Linked DNA regions of Homo sapiens: region 2 is linked to region 1. A link is an interaction called in ENCODE POLR2A ChIA-PET data of the cell type or tissue named here. Cell type or tissue: PC-9. All regions are shown on one strand. Links, peaks and the distances in the headings refer to the core of each region. The heading gives the core; the rest is flanking DNA.

The links. Peaks named below come from ENCODE experiments on the same cell type or tissue, not always from the same donor. Only the 100,000 strongest peaks of a DNase experiment are listed, where the experiment ranks them.
Region 2: POLR2A ChIA-PET joins it to region 1 with 5 read pairs; 2 of 35 experiments call an interaction of 5 or more read pairs at or near these places.

What each region holds. Positions count from the first base shown.
Region 1 is chr14:24,857,016-24,864,477 of GRCh38, reverse strand. STXBP6 (syntaxin binding protein 6) reads left to right here. Exons shown (of 6, transcript NM_001394410.1): 3 at 7,321-7,451. LOC124903294 (a long non-coding RNA gene) reads right to left here and starts at 3,668. Exons shown (of 2, transcript XR_007064090.1): 1 at 3,003-3,668. In PC-9, for the core only: no CTCF peak of the experiment used is centred there; a DNase peak (open chromatin) is centred at 3,177; H3K4me3 peaks cover 1,396 bases; H3K27ac peaks cover 2,249 bases.
Region 2 is chr14:24,954,580-24,962,041 of GRCh38, reverse strand. All of the region lies in intron 2 of STXBP6 (syntaxin binding protein 6), which reads left to right. Among named protein-coding and RNA genes, the nearest start is that of STXBP6, 92 kb to the left of the region's middle. In PC-9, for the core only: no CTCF peak of the experiment used is centred there; no DNase peak of the experiment used is centred there.

The DNA.
Region 1 (7,462 bases), core at 1,492-5,491:
CACCTGCTTCCTTAGCTGCAGAAACGCTTCCATCTCTTCTCATTGTAAAGGGTTTTTTAGTTCTAAGAATGCTTTTTAGCCGCTCTTCTAGGTAAAATATGCATTGAATTTCTACCACGTATGACATTTTCCTGAAGAGAATTGCTGTTTGCCCTACACTTTTCAGTATATAATGGATAATGTTAAAGGAAAGCATAACATTAAAGAAATCTCTTTTTCAAGTTTTTATTTTCAGCCTTTGAGCTTCTTGTGGAGAAACTTAATACATTCTTGAGTCAGTTGGCCGTGACTTTGAAGCCTTTGTTTTTTGATACTCTGTAAATCTCGCCTAAGAATGGATCAAAAATGATGTTTACATCTGTTTCTAGAATTGAGGAAGTAAGAACAGAATAAGACTTTGTGACTGTAGTTAACCCCTTCCATTATCTTCCTTGTCTAATACCATAGGTGGAATTGGATTTAATCCCTTTCAGAAACCATCCGTTGTCACAACTCTGGGCATTTACTGTCTTGCTCAGACCTGTTTGTTTGTTTCACAGTTATATTACATGAAACAGACATGTTATATAAATTTTCCATATAAAATATAACTATTAGTTTGCAATAACTAATATTAACTAGGTTCTATAATTCATTGTATGTGTTCCCTTTATCCAAAATTCATGCAAATTTATTTTCTCTGCAGGTCTATGGAGAAATGTCTAAGGAAGTTAAAAAATCAAACATATTGGGAAACCTTTTGGGTTGTTGAATCTCCCTGAAATCATATTTTCAGGAAGCCTGAAACAAACAGAATTACTTAAGAGAGATGCTGCTAGAATAAGGATTGCAGGAAAAGAGATTGTTGTAAGAGGTTTTCACCCCTAAATTCCTTTCCTTCTAGTCTCTTGATATCTCTTGATATTTCTGTAACTTCTTGGTTATTACCATTTTCTTTACTCTTACTTGTAGTTCTTGGGATACTCCTCTTTTCTAGTAAGAAAATGTTCAAATACCTTAAAACTGTGGCTGAATTTTGAAACTAAACAGTTGAACCTGAAGTAAGTTCATGGTTTCTTGTGAGCACAGGAACTGTTCTTCCTTTTGTTGAGGAGCCATCAAAGGCATCAAAGAAGCAGCCACCTGACTCAAGAATGTATCAAATTATCCACAAGAAGCTCAAAGGCCAAAAATAAAAACTTAAAAAAAAATTCATTCCCTCATGGATTTATACATGCCTACCTCAGTTAGCACTCTGTATCCATTATAATAAAACCATATCGTGGTCCTAGTCTGGGGAGGGCAGTGGGGAACTCAAGCCTTCCAGGGGTTAAGGTTCCTGATTTTAAGGTTAAAATGTAATAGTCCAGGACTACCTGTCATTTACTTGAAAAAGAGAGTATCCTTTCAAAATAAAAATCTACATATTTTTACATTTAATAAAATTATCAACAGAATAAAGAAGGTTTAAAATTAAAAGGGACTAGATTTTAAAAGTACTAACTAGATCGATCTCATGTGGGCCTGTGGCATTAAAATTGCACATCCCAAAAGTAATGCCGCTTCCTCGTTGGCATATGGAAGCATTAAAACCAGCTAGTACCGCCTGCAAAGTTGGTGTAGGGCAGGCACTTGCTCTATTATTTGCATAGTTGCTAACTACTCTGGACGTAGTGCTGTGCCTTCATATTAAAGCAGCCTTCCCATAGAATTTTTTAGCAAGATGTTTTTTATTTTTCTCCTTCTACTGAAAGACTTACCCAAACTGCTTTACAAAGCAAGACATTTTCATAAAGTGGTTCCTTTTTGGCATCCCTTTTGGAGAAATTTCCTAGACTTTCCATTATCTCTTCTTCTTCCACTTTTGGAGATGAGAATGTGGTATATAGTTGGATACCTAGGAACTAGTGATACTAAGGAACTAGTGATTCAAAATCAGGAAACTTTTGTCTGGAAAACTTTTTCCTTTGTGATTATCTTTTCAGTAGACTGAGGAAATCTGCTTCCCAAAGCCCTATGCACTGATTTTATTGTTTCCTTCCACCTTTGGGGTTAATGGAGCAGGGACTGTTTAAGGGCATCCTACATTTTTCCCCAGTGGCTTGGTGCACATGACTGAAGTACCACCGTTTTTGTTGTTGCTGTTCTTTTGAGAAAAAGAAAAGAAAAGAAACAGACCTTCCTTAAAACATCCAGGTTTAGGTCGGGCATGGTGGCTCACACCTGTAATCCTAACACTCTGGGAGGACAAGGTGGGAGGATCACTGGAGCCCAGAAGTTTGAGACCAGCCTGGATAACATAGACCCCCATCTCTACAAAAAAAATAAAAGTTAGCTGGGTGTAGTGGCACACATGTGTTGTAGTCCCAGCTAGTTGGGAGGCTGATGAGGGAGGATCGCTTGAGCCCAGGAGATTGAGGCTGCACTGAGTCATGACTGCAACTGCTGCGCTCCAGCAGAGGCAACAGAGTGAGACCTGTCTTGAAAGCAAAACAGAACAAAAAACGCGCAGATTTAAGTATCCCATGTCAGACCCCTTTGGGTCCTATTGGGAATCTGGCCAGAGAGCCAGATTCTAAGATGGGAAGGAAGAAACAGAAGGAGGAGAAGGGGAGGGCCCCAGAGACAAACTTGACCATTTCACAAGTTGGTCTGGTTTGCAACTCTGGGTTACATAGCCTGCAGGGTCTAAACATTTACTATGTCCCCAAATTATAACACACTAAGAAATAGTGTGAGAAGCAAAAGATCAATCCTGTGTGGAGAGCACCATGCTCCATTTCCCACTAACTATAGCAGAGAGGATGTTTCCCTGTTCTGAAAGCATTTAAGGTAACAACCTAGATATTTTTGCTTTTATGCTTTATAAACATTCAGCCATCTTGGCTGATAGAATTGCTGGCGCAGCAGCCTCAGACCTGATATTTGTTTCTCATGGATATTGCGAAATCCACCCAGAATTATCATACACTAGAGCTTTGGAAGAACAGTAAGGAAACTAGCTCCAAATAATTATTTCTCACCTTGGCCACGTAGCCTGTTCTGTCACCACAGCAGCACCAAGAAGCCACACTCAGTTACTTCCTGAACCCTCATTTCAGAAGCTTGCTTTCTTCTTTTCCCTTAGTCACCTCTGGCACAGTCACACAGCAGCCCTGATAATATTCTATGTGAATACTGCCTCTTTTTTTTACCTCCAGCTTATTTATTTTTCATCAGCACTCTTGTTGAAATCAAAATGTCTGGTGGTTAGACTCCAGCAGAGCAGAGAGCTGAGGCATACCACACAACACGGACCTTCACTTAACTGTAAGGTCAAAATAGGGCTGCACATGATGAAAGTGTAAGGCATCTTAGGTATGTAGGTGTGGTAAATTCTGCTTTTTAGCCACCCTGAACATCAAACTATAGCTATTTAGTGCAGTTTGTTTTCCTTTTGCCCTCTTTCTTTCTTTCTTTTTTTGAGAAATGGCCACATAAAGTTATGAAGTAATTCAAGTTCAATGTGTATAGTAAATGTATAAAAATGTGTAAAAAGATGTTATTCAGCTATCTCAAATATGAGATAGTTGAGGATGTAGAGGTGGTATATACTGATTGTTTCCTTTAAAATCATATTTTAAGGATATTTATTTTATTTTTAGCCACCCTAAACATCAAAACTATAGCTATTGGGGGTGCAATCTGTTTTTCTTTTACCCCTTTTCTTCTTTCCTTTCTTTTTTACTTTTTTGAGAAATGGCCACATAAAGTTATAAAGTAATTCAAGTTCAATGTGTATAGTAAATGTAGAAAAATGTGTAAAAAGATGTTATTCAGCTATCTCAAATATGAGATAGTTGAGGATGTACAGGTGGTATATACTGATTGTCTCCTTTAAAATAATATTTTAAGGCTATTTATTTTAAATAGATAATTTGTCTCCTAGGCCAAACTGGTTTTCCTTTTTGGAATAGTTGAGGGATTATGCTGTGAATAATGAGAGTGTAGGTGTAACAGTGTGGCTTTTTGGAAAAAGTGGTCTTTCAGCCACTGGACCTTGAAACAGAGGATCTGCCTCTGAATCTTGGCGGTATATGAGCTCTTCTCCCATTTCACATAACATGCAAGTGACTTGTCTTTCTGTCTTTCTTCATTGGTCTTTGTTCCCTCTTCTACCAGTTCTACTTTCCTGACTTGTTGCAAGACCAATTTGTTATGACATGGTCTTTGTTATTGGCTGGCTTATTGGTTTTTAATTAAATAGAATTCTCTGATTGGGCACAGGCAAGGTCAGTGGTCTCCACCCTTTGAGTATAGCAAGTTTTCGAATTTTGTTTGTATAAAGTGTCTCATGGAGGGGCCATTTTTAAAAAGAGCTCTTTAGACCATTAGTTCATGAGACAGAGATGTTACTCCACTGGAGTAGTGATGGCAGTGATATTTTGGATATTCTGGACATAATAGTTTGTGTCACTGCTTCTTAACCAAAGCTGAAAGGTAGTAGCAAGTCTACATGAAAGCCAAAGAAGAGGCATGAAGCCATGAAAACCATGTTGTTTTTTCAGAGCTAATAGCAAAGCGGCCTGAATTGGGTTGCCCCCATGCTTCTGCCTGCCTCTGATACCAGTGCAGGAAGCCGGAGAATCGGCTGCTTCAGAGTGGTCTACAGTATTACCTGGGAGTCATACCCACCCTATTCCTTTAAATGCCTCTGTGTTGGTCTCTTCCCTGTGAATGTTGAAGCCATAACGGAAATCCCCTGACCTTTAAAGTCATTCAAAATAATGACTTTGGGAGTCTCTAGCATGCAGCTCTATGATATTACTGATCCAGATAATTTGGTTGCATTTTCCAGGGTGTACTGTCAATTAGCTTTCCTTTGGAAAGAGAAGGTGAATCACTGTTTTTCACTAGACATCTGGATTTTGTGTGACTGGCGTATTTTTTATCAGCTACTGACTCCCAAAACAACAAAACAATGAAATAGTTAAAGCATGCTTTCCTCAAGTATGTACTCAAAAAGTCTGGCAATGGTGTGTGTGTGTGCAAGTGTTTTGATTTCAGAAGGGGAAAGTCTTAATTTAACTCTATACGATGTGTATATAATAATATAATTTTAAGACACCTGCTTCAAAATAGAAACTAGGATGCTGGAGATAATAACAATAAACAAAAATTAAACCAACCAGGCTCAGTGCCCAGGAAAACTAGCCAGACTCCAAGAACTGGGCAAGGAATAAACTAATAGGGGAGGAAAGGCAGGAATGGATAGAGTTGCAACTGCCTCCATTAAAAATGACTGCTCTGCAGTGTGATCACTGTGGAGGAATTCCATGGGGTCATTTGTCATAATAGTTGGGGTTCCTGCATGCCTCATTTCAATGACAAACTTTCAATGGAACTTACCTTCCTTAGATGTGAATCTTAAAACATGCCCGCAATATACAGTGATCTCGAGTTGTGTTGAAGCTTTTAAAATGCTGTAAATTACTTGGAAGCAAATGGACCAGAAGTGAAAATAGGAGCTCATAACAACTTTAAAGTTAGAAAGAAAGCCTTTATGTTTCCCAGGCTTAAATGTTGTATGATTTACATAAACACAGGAGGAAATTCTCTTTGTGCATTTAGGGGTGTGTGTCTAATACAGGAACCCATGTTTTCCTGTTATTGAAAAGCCTTTTTTAATCTTTTAAGCACATTTTAAGACCTGCCTGTATTCCAGGTGTATTGTTTTCTTTAACATTAAAACGTAAGAGCAGGTCACAGCCATCAGAGAAACCTATTAGGTCTCCCATTTGTGTCATAGGAGACACAAAAAATAAATGAATCGAATTAAATGGATAGACAGAGTCCTGGGCAGACTGGTAATACTGCCTGAATTCAATTAGAGGGAATGGTTGTTCCTATTTGTGAATAGAAGACTATAAAATTTCATCTGATTGTGGGTGTTAAGGGGATGATGACTTCTTAATCATAAAAGTAAATGTAATTGGTATGAAATATTCAGAAGTTTTTAGCAAATATAACTGAAATAATGGGTGATAAACCAAAACATTATTTGAACTTAAAAACAAATCTTCACTAAATTTTGGTTGGAAGCAGAGAGAGTAGATAGTACTCAGGCCATAAAGGTGGTTTTCAGTGCTGGGAAAGTAGGGTTCTCACTAGATCTAAGGACAGTGGCCACCTTTCCTTTGTCTCTGCTCTCCTGCTTTAATGGCCCCCGACAATGAAACTGCAATAAGCTATGGAATGCGTGAACTGTAGAGTCTCCCTGCTCACCAACTGTGATTGGAGTAGGTGCTTTCTGTACTTCATCCCTTCAGAATTCTTTTTGCCATCTGTTGAGCATCTACATAGTTATTCGAAAGTGTGGAATCTGTGGGGTGATTCGAAACAAAGAATATGCCACAGATGCATAGTCTTCAGCAAGTCAGTAATTAGGATCATCTTCAATATAGCCAATAATGATTTCTACTTTCTGTAGTTCCTTTCTATTTAATTTGCTAATTCCTATAGCCAGGGTTCAGGAGAAGCTTTTAGGAAATCCCTTTAAAGACAATTAATTACTTCCTACCCTTGAGTCTCCATGTCACAAAGTAGGCAGATGTAGAAATATTCAGAGTGCCTCTCCTGGTGCCTGATGCTTGGCTTCAGTCTGAGAGGTGATGCTGTCCATCTTTAGCACAGAAAGGCTTAGGGGAAGAACTCACTGAGGCTGAGAGAAGAAATTGTCCTTTTCCTACAGGTGTGGAGGTGTGCCCAGAACACCAGATTCAATCATAATTAGATGCAAACTAGATACAAACTGAACAATATTAGAGAGCCAAATAGTTTGGGGATTTTTTGAGTTAGGGATTACTCCTCATCACTGAAGCCTAAGATGTTTACACTGGACTATAAAACTAGAAATATACCTTGCAGTTCTCTAGGGGAGCCAATTACCTTCATTTCCTTTCAAATTCAGCCTTTCCCAGTGAACCTTACCTGATGCCTGTCAGTACTATATGCTTCTTTTCCTGCAAGCTGTAATTGTGCACTTATAGCCTCCATTGAAGGTGCTTGGTGTTATTCACTTAAGTCATTTTCAGTTTGAATGGATAAACACATAAATGAAGCAGCCCTTACAATTATAATTATATTGTAAACTGCTTCAGAGTGGAGATTGTAACATCTATTTCCTTTACGTTCACCCCTGACCAAAGGCACACATATTTATTCATATTCCCTCCTTTCCCCCTCTGCCTTCTCTCTGTTATTGTGCATATACACAGTAGGTGTCCTGTAGAAACAGCACTGAATGTGGAAACAAACCACCAACTTGCAGGTGCACTAATCTGAGTGATCTTTTCTTGGCAGTGACAAACAAGAAACCCACACAGGCGTCCATCACAAAGGTCAAACAGTTTGAAGGCTCCACATCATTTGTTCGGAGATCACAGTGGATGCTCGAGCAGCTTCGCCAGGTTAATGGTATCGATCCTAATGGGGTGAGTGAATT
Region 2 (7,462 bases), core at 1,477-5,476, 98 kb before region 1:
GAGGTACCTCATGCATTTGGTCTGGTTCAGTTAGGAATCCATCAGACATCTGCATCTTCTAATATATTAGTGTTAGATGAGGGATGGGAGAAGTGGTAAATGTCAACCAAACATATTTATGTTTTTTTTCTAGGTTGGTACATTTAATTAATGATTCACATTTCACATTATATCACAGCCAACATTTGAACACAGAGAGAAACCAGGGTGAGAAAAATTAACTTTTCAAAAAATTATTTTTTTTTAGCTTAGATTTACAGGGTACACGTGCAGGTTTGTTACATGGATATATTGCACACTGTTGGAGCTTGGGTTTCTAGTGAACCCATCATTCAAATAGTGAACATTGTATTGGATAGGTAATTTTTAAATCCTCATTCCTTTCCACCCTGCTGCCTTTTAGAGTCCCCGGTATCTGTCATTTCCATCTCTATGTCCATGTGTACCCATTGTTTAGCTCTCACTTATAAGTGAGAACATTCTGTATTTGATGTTCTGTTTCTGAGTTACTTCACTTAGAATAATGGCCTCCATCCATGTTCATTCTTTTCTATAGCAGCATAATATTCTTTTTATGTTTTTTTTTTTTTGTTTTTAGTTCTGAAATCTGTTCCTATTAATTTTTTTAACTTTTATTTGAGGTTCATGCATGTTTGTTATATAGGTAAACTTGTGCCACAGGGGTTTGTTACACAGATTGTTTTATCACCTAGGTACTAAGCCTATTACCCAATAGTTATTTTTTCTGTTCCTCTCCCTTCTCCCACCTTCCAGCCTCAACTAGACCCCATTGTCTGTTGTTCCCTTCTTTGTCTCCATGATTCTTGTCATTTAGCTCCCACTTAAAAGTGACATGTGGTATTTTGTTTTCTGTTCCTGTGTTAGTTTTATAGCTGCATAATATACCATAGTATATAAATGCCATATTAGGAAAATTGACTTAGGAATTTTCTTTAGAACTTTAGATTTTTATGTCCACAAGAATCCTTAGTCATTCTCAAAGCTGATGCCAATGTTTACACGAAAAAATGGGGCCTGCAGAAATTGGATGCTTTGCCTGACATCACAGAATCACTACAGTCAGGCAAAAGAAGAAAAAAGAACATGTTCAGATCTTTCCAGTTTAATTTTTGACTTTGGTTGAAGTGGGGTTAGATGAGAAAGAGATGTGATTATTGGCCAAGCTGAATTTGAAGATACATGTCTCTCTGACGTTCCTTTTCCTATCTGTATGCAAGAACAATTTGTACCACTCTTGGCAAGAGCCTGTCTACTAATGATCAAAGAAGTGGCTCTCTTTCTTCTCAAGTTTGATTATTGTGAGAAACTGAATATGGGTTCAGCTGTAAAGGCCAAATGTGCAGACCTATTCCACTTCTGTCAGTTCTTCCTAGACTTGGGGACCCATGAAGCAGAACGTGCCCATCGGGAGTGTTCTGGAAGAGAAAGGCCAAAAAAGCTAGTCTCTAAATGTGATACACTGCCTGATCCATTGGGTTAGGAGAATAAAATATTAAAATTTCAATTTAAAATTTAAAATATAATTGTTTTCTAACTTACATGTTTCATATATGCTTTATAATTACCATAATATAGTAGAATAGTAGTTCATGTATGTAATTTAAAATATGCATCTATTGGGGGTTAACAGTCATAAATTTTTTATTGAAGGGAGGCATAGTCATGGTTAGAGACCCCAGGCTAGAGTCCTAAGAGGTAGAAACCTTTGCTGCAGTACATGTAACTTCTGGCCAGTGACCTGTGATCAACTGTTGTCAAACGTCTGGCTTCAGAGGTAATTGCTCACAGTAGTGAGCATATAACTGCCCTTTGGACTCAGTCTCAGCCCCCACTCCTTGCTCTCAATCTGCCCCCAGATTCCATGGCTTTCTATGGGATACAGATTCAGCTGCTCTCTGGACTAAGTGTCCTAACATATGCAAGAAGCCTGTCACAGTGCTTAGCACTTAGCAGCTGCAAATGATGGTTCTCCTTTCAGGGGTTGTCTGCTCCCCTTTTGGAACCTGAAATCTGGCTGAGACAATTATTTGTTTCAGTTCTAATATTAGGCTTGATTTGGACTAGATGTAAACATCTGTGACTTTGCTTTTAGTACACTGTTATGAGGTCAGGCCTGGTTTGTTTAGTTCTAAAGCTTCTTGGCCTTTTGTACTGTTTAAAAAAGGGAAACCTACATTTCCTTTCTGGACCTGACATTTATGGATTCATCCAAGGGAGTCTCATTCTTGGCTGATACAGCAAAGTTCTTGGTTCTCTTATGAGCAATTCCATTTGGGCTAGTGCCTTCACCTTTTTGCACATAATTATTGCCCTTTGTCAGTTGTTATACTTTATATGTAAGGACTGTATAGATCCTTGTAGCACTGCTATGCCAACCCTTTTTGGGAAGGAATTTTTTTGAACTAGAATTCAAATACTGTGTCTCCAAAAACATTTACATGTGCCACATCTTACCTGAAGATAAACGTTAAGTCACAATACTCCTTTTCCATGAAATTGGGAACTGTTAAAAATATCACTTTTGTTTTTTTAAAATAACATAGCTCTGAGATTGGACCTGATTTTCTGACAGGTTTCTGAAATGGTCTGAAGGAGAGATTGCTCTGTGTTCTCCCCATCGCTGTTGCTCCTCACTCAGGTGACCTGTCCAACTACCATTCGCCTCTTGTGCCCTTTGCTTCCCAGGGCTTGTCTTTGCAAACCACCATGCTTGGCCACTGTTCCTTCACTCTAAGATGACCCTTTCTCTTCCCTTACCAAGACTATTAAAAACACAGTTCCTCAGAGCGACTGATCTGATATGTTAGTAAAGAAATAATACAGTTTACAAAAACCTTTGAAGACTGATATGTTGCTTAAACCCCTTCCCTTGAAGAGATTTGTTTTTGCAGAAAGTGGCAACTCTGCTAGAACTAGTGGTAGTGGTGGTGGTAATAGTAACACTGAGAACATTTATTGATCAACGACTATCACCCATTTTACACCTTCCTGGATAATTATAACTGGGGTTGATAGACGCATTATGACAAACACTGTGACCTCCTGTTTAGATCATTGTTCTAGAGCACTTATTTCCTTATGTGTCTGTTGGAAGCATTCATTTGTTCTTTGTTGATACTTAAGGACTCTTCTTTGTTGATATTTAAGGACTCTTGCTTGGAACCTTTCAGATAGTAATGGTCTTTACCTTGAATTTAGAGGACACTCTATTAAATGGACATTGATTTCATTTAATTTGGCTTCTGTTGGTTTTTGCATTCTAATGGAGAGTATTACAGAAAAAAAAATGCAACTTGATACTAAAGAGCCTTGCATTACTCATTTTCCTAAATTGACTTACTAACCAAGGGCACTTAGGATTATAAATGTCTTCTTCAGTTACAAAAAGTGTATTTATGGTGTTTTTTTAAAATTACTGTGTAGCCAGCCTTCCAGATAAAATTCTCTAGCTTTAAGGCTGTGATATGCCAGGAATCTTGTTGCCAATATTTTTCTACATAATATTTCAAACTCTTTTCCTTCCAAAATCTAATTTTATCTTGAGCCACAATACAGCTCTGTAAAGTTGAGGTCAGTGGAAGAAAGGAATCTTCTTCCCCATAAAATGAGCTCTTTGAGTCTGGGCTGGAAATACCTTATAGGTCACAAGCAGGGGGAGAGTTTTGCAGAAATGAGTTTAAATTTTCCTGTGACCAGTTTAATTTTTGCCTCGAGGTAGGAATTGGATGATGGTACATAAAGTCTTTTGAGGATACAGTGCTTGGTGTTATACAATGTAGTGAGCATTATAAGTACTTTGGTATGGGCAATATTAAAAAGAGATTTGTATTGAAATATTTAAATTTATAAGTTGGATTATTCTATTTTTAGCCTAACCGCATTGAATCCAATTAGAACTTTGTTTTGTTTTTATGAGAGGTACTTTGTAGAGCATCATTTTTCCATATTTCTAATGAGTTTTAAAAAGATAGAGTTCTTTGTGTATGCTTGGAAGTCAGATATACCATATCAGTAAGAAGTTGCATCACTCTTTCCTGATATGAGGCTTTATTTTGTCATACATAGGTACCAACTGGGGAAAATCTATGGCCTAGTAATGGTTCTATGTGCATACTCTGCATTTCTTTTATTTCCAGAATCAAAGTAACTCATCAGAAGTAACTGTGTAAGAGCAAAAGCTTTGGCAATAGTAAAAACATGGACTTGAATCCTGTTTCTACTACTGACTAGCTGTATAATCTGTGTAACCTAGAGGGCCAGTAGGCCTTTCTAAGGCGTAGTTTCCATTTATGTAAAATGCTGATTAAAAGTACCTATCTTAGAGGGCTAGTGTGAGGACTTAAAAAAATTGTGGGAGAAAATGTATATTAAACTGCCTGGCTTAGCCCCAGAATATAGTAAATGCTTAGTAAATGGTAGTTCCGTCATCATTCACATCTAGCATTTGAAAGCATTCTTCTACTGGCATGAAGAATAAAAGTTGTCAGTTATCTGCCAGAGATGGAACTAGAAAAGGCGAGAAGGCAGCTGGTGACTTTGCACATTCCTCAAACAGGAAATCAAAGTTCTATCAGCGGGCAGAAGAGAGTTTCTAGTCCCAGGAGCTTGACACACATTAGGATCGTGATGACAAGTTTTGCCACTAGCTTGATTGAAGTGTTCTATTCTGAAGATGGAAATTTTCCGATTTTTTCTAAAGGGCAAACCAATAGAGTTTCAATTTAAACCAAGGCTAGATGCTTACAAGTGTCCTTCAATATGCCAGGTTTTGGAGTGGTGTAAGAGCATGACTAGGGTTAGACACAAGTCTCTTCAAATCTCAGCCATCTCCTTTTCTGGCCATGGCCACAGAACATACCTAACCTCTGTGATTGCTTTCCTAGACAATGGGGACAACTCATACCTTATGGACTTGGTGTGTAAATTAAGTAAGACCACTAGCAAAGAGCCTGGCACAGTGCCTGGCACATCAGAGACCTCAGTAATTGCTGGTTGGTAGTGTGCTGAGCCTAGTGTGTGTGTGTAGAGGGGTGCAGAATTATGCAAAATGTGACTCCGTCTTCAGGGAGCTTAGGAGCCTCAAGAATACGCCGAATGCTTGAAAAGCAGTATGTTCAAGTGAAGAACACAGAGGGATGCACAACCTGACTGCTTTGTGTCTGCATTACCTGTTGACACCCGAAGTGCCATTATCCTGAAATAGCAGGAGTGCTAGAACTTGTTAAGAGTGAAGTTTGGGTTTTTGGTGTTGAAGGCGTGGTCGGTGTATTACAAAAATAAAAACAGCACTGAAACCCCTGTCTCATTACTTAGTGTGAGGTATTTTGTTTGTTTTTTGTTCTTTAAGCTGACGTGCTGTCAGTTCTTATTTTCTTCTTAGAATGTCTTTGTTGGGTGGAGAGTCTTAAACCCCAGCAGGCAGCAGGCAGCTTTCACAAGTTCGTACATGGGGATGGCTTAAGCTGAGTGCCCAGTCCCAGAAAAGCTAGAATTCCCTGCAGTTCGATAACACACTTTAAGGATATAAAAGAAACTTCTGAAAACCAGTTTCTGGTTTATCATTTTATTTTCTTCATATTCATTTTTATGCAAACGAATGACATTCATTTTGGATTTTATTCTACCATTAAAAGCTTTACAAGCAAAACCTTCGTCTGAGAACTTAGTAGTGTTTCAGACATGTCCCTGAGCACCTGTCCCTGTGTCCCCATAGGCAGCCGCAAAGCCCTCTGCGGTGGGTGTGGCCAGTCTCTGTAACTTGGTGTTGAATTCCTTACTGAGGTCCTCTTCTTTTCAGTGTAACTCCAGTCTATTCAAAGATGCAGTGATTTTTTTTTTCTCCCTTAATTCCATTGACCCATGTGACCAGACACCTAGTAGCCACTGTTTTCTTCATGTTCAATTACCCAACTGTCTCCCATTTGAAAATTTGACTCTCTTGTGCTTTTGGGTATGTATGGAAATAAGTAGCCAACAGCTGCAAAATGCAGTGGAGAAAAGGGTGTGGGTTTCAAAATCCAACAGACTTCAGTTTGAGTCTTACACCGACACCAGCTGTGTGATCTTGAGCAAGTTACTCCCCCTCTCTGTGCCGCCTTGGTTTCCTCAGCTCGAAAGCTGAATATTTGGAGTGGTTGTAAACATGTGAAGTAATGCTGCATATATGAAGCACCTGGCTTACTTATTTCCTGGCACGCAGTAGGTGCTATTGCAGGGAAGCTGCTCTTACTGTGGTTGTTGTCTCCTGTTGCCCACACAGTTGGTTCAGTGCTCTTGTGCTGGTCTCCATGGAGAACTTGCTGGGGGAAGCAGGGCCAGATTCCCTAGCCAACCGAGATACCCTGTGCCCTGAGGAGCACCCTCACTTCCTTACCACGGTACCCACTCATCTCATCATGGGCCATATGTTCAGGTTGCTTCCACTGAGGGCTATGACTTCAGCCTTGCTAGTGATTAATGGGTTCACCCTGCAATCATGCCTAGAGCCCTTATGTTGGCTAGGGCATTTATATTCCAAGCTGTCTGTCCTTATCCAAAGGAAGGCAGGCAGGACCATAGTAGCCAGATCAAAACAACGGTGATACACTTTAATCCTCGCCCTTCCACCAGTGTAGGAAAGATGAAGGCGCTGCAGCAGGTTAGTTGGCTGTTACAGCAGGTGGAGCAGAAGAATGTGGATGAGTGGCCTGTGGATACTTGGGCATCAGATGTGGGACTCCTGGTGAAGCAGGGTAGCCATCCCCAGGAGGTTGATCACTCTAACATCAATCTAACAGGCCCTTTGACCATTTAGAAGAGGATGACCCAGTTAAGTATCCTCCATAAGGATGTTACTCTCTCCTCCTGCCATGTTCAACATAATTTCTATAGACCAATACCTGAGCAACAAAGAACTTTTGGATGGGAACAACAATAAAGATAGTTAACAATAACTGAACACTTATTATATGCCAGTTACTAGACTAAGCAGCTTACATGTGTGAGCTTACTTAATCCTTCTACAACCCTCTCAGAGAGGCATGGATGCATGTTACCTCCTTTCTTCAGATGCGAAGACAGAGGAGTAGGTATGCCCAGTAACTTGCCCAGTGTCACAGAGCCAGTAAATATGGGAGTAGGGATTCAAACCAGATCCTCCTGTCTGCAGAGCCTGAGCTCTTTATATCTGCGCTGTGGACAGAGGTGTTTCCTAAAGCCACTTCTATGTCAGGCTGTGGCCCAGCCCTCAGAATTTTTCTGTCAGTGAAAGCCAAGGGGGGACTGTTGCTAATTTTGGTTGACTATTTTACTGCCTTATGTCAGCCTCACTTTATAGGAAAGATGACCTATGTCCTGCCCAGTCCTAAATCACAGTGGGATCCGGATGCCACTTGGCCTCTCATCCCCTAGCTCCTCCTGCACATGCTTGTTCCACATCTGTGGTCGCACTAAAGGCAGCTCT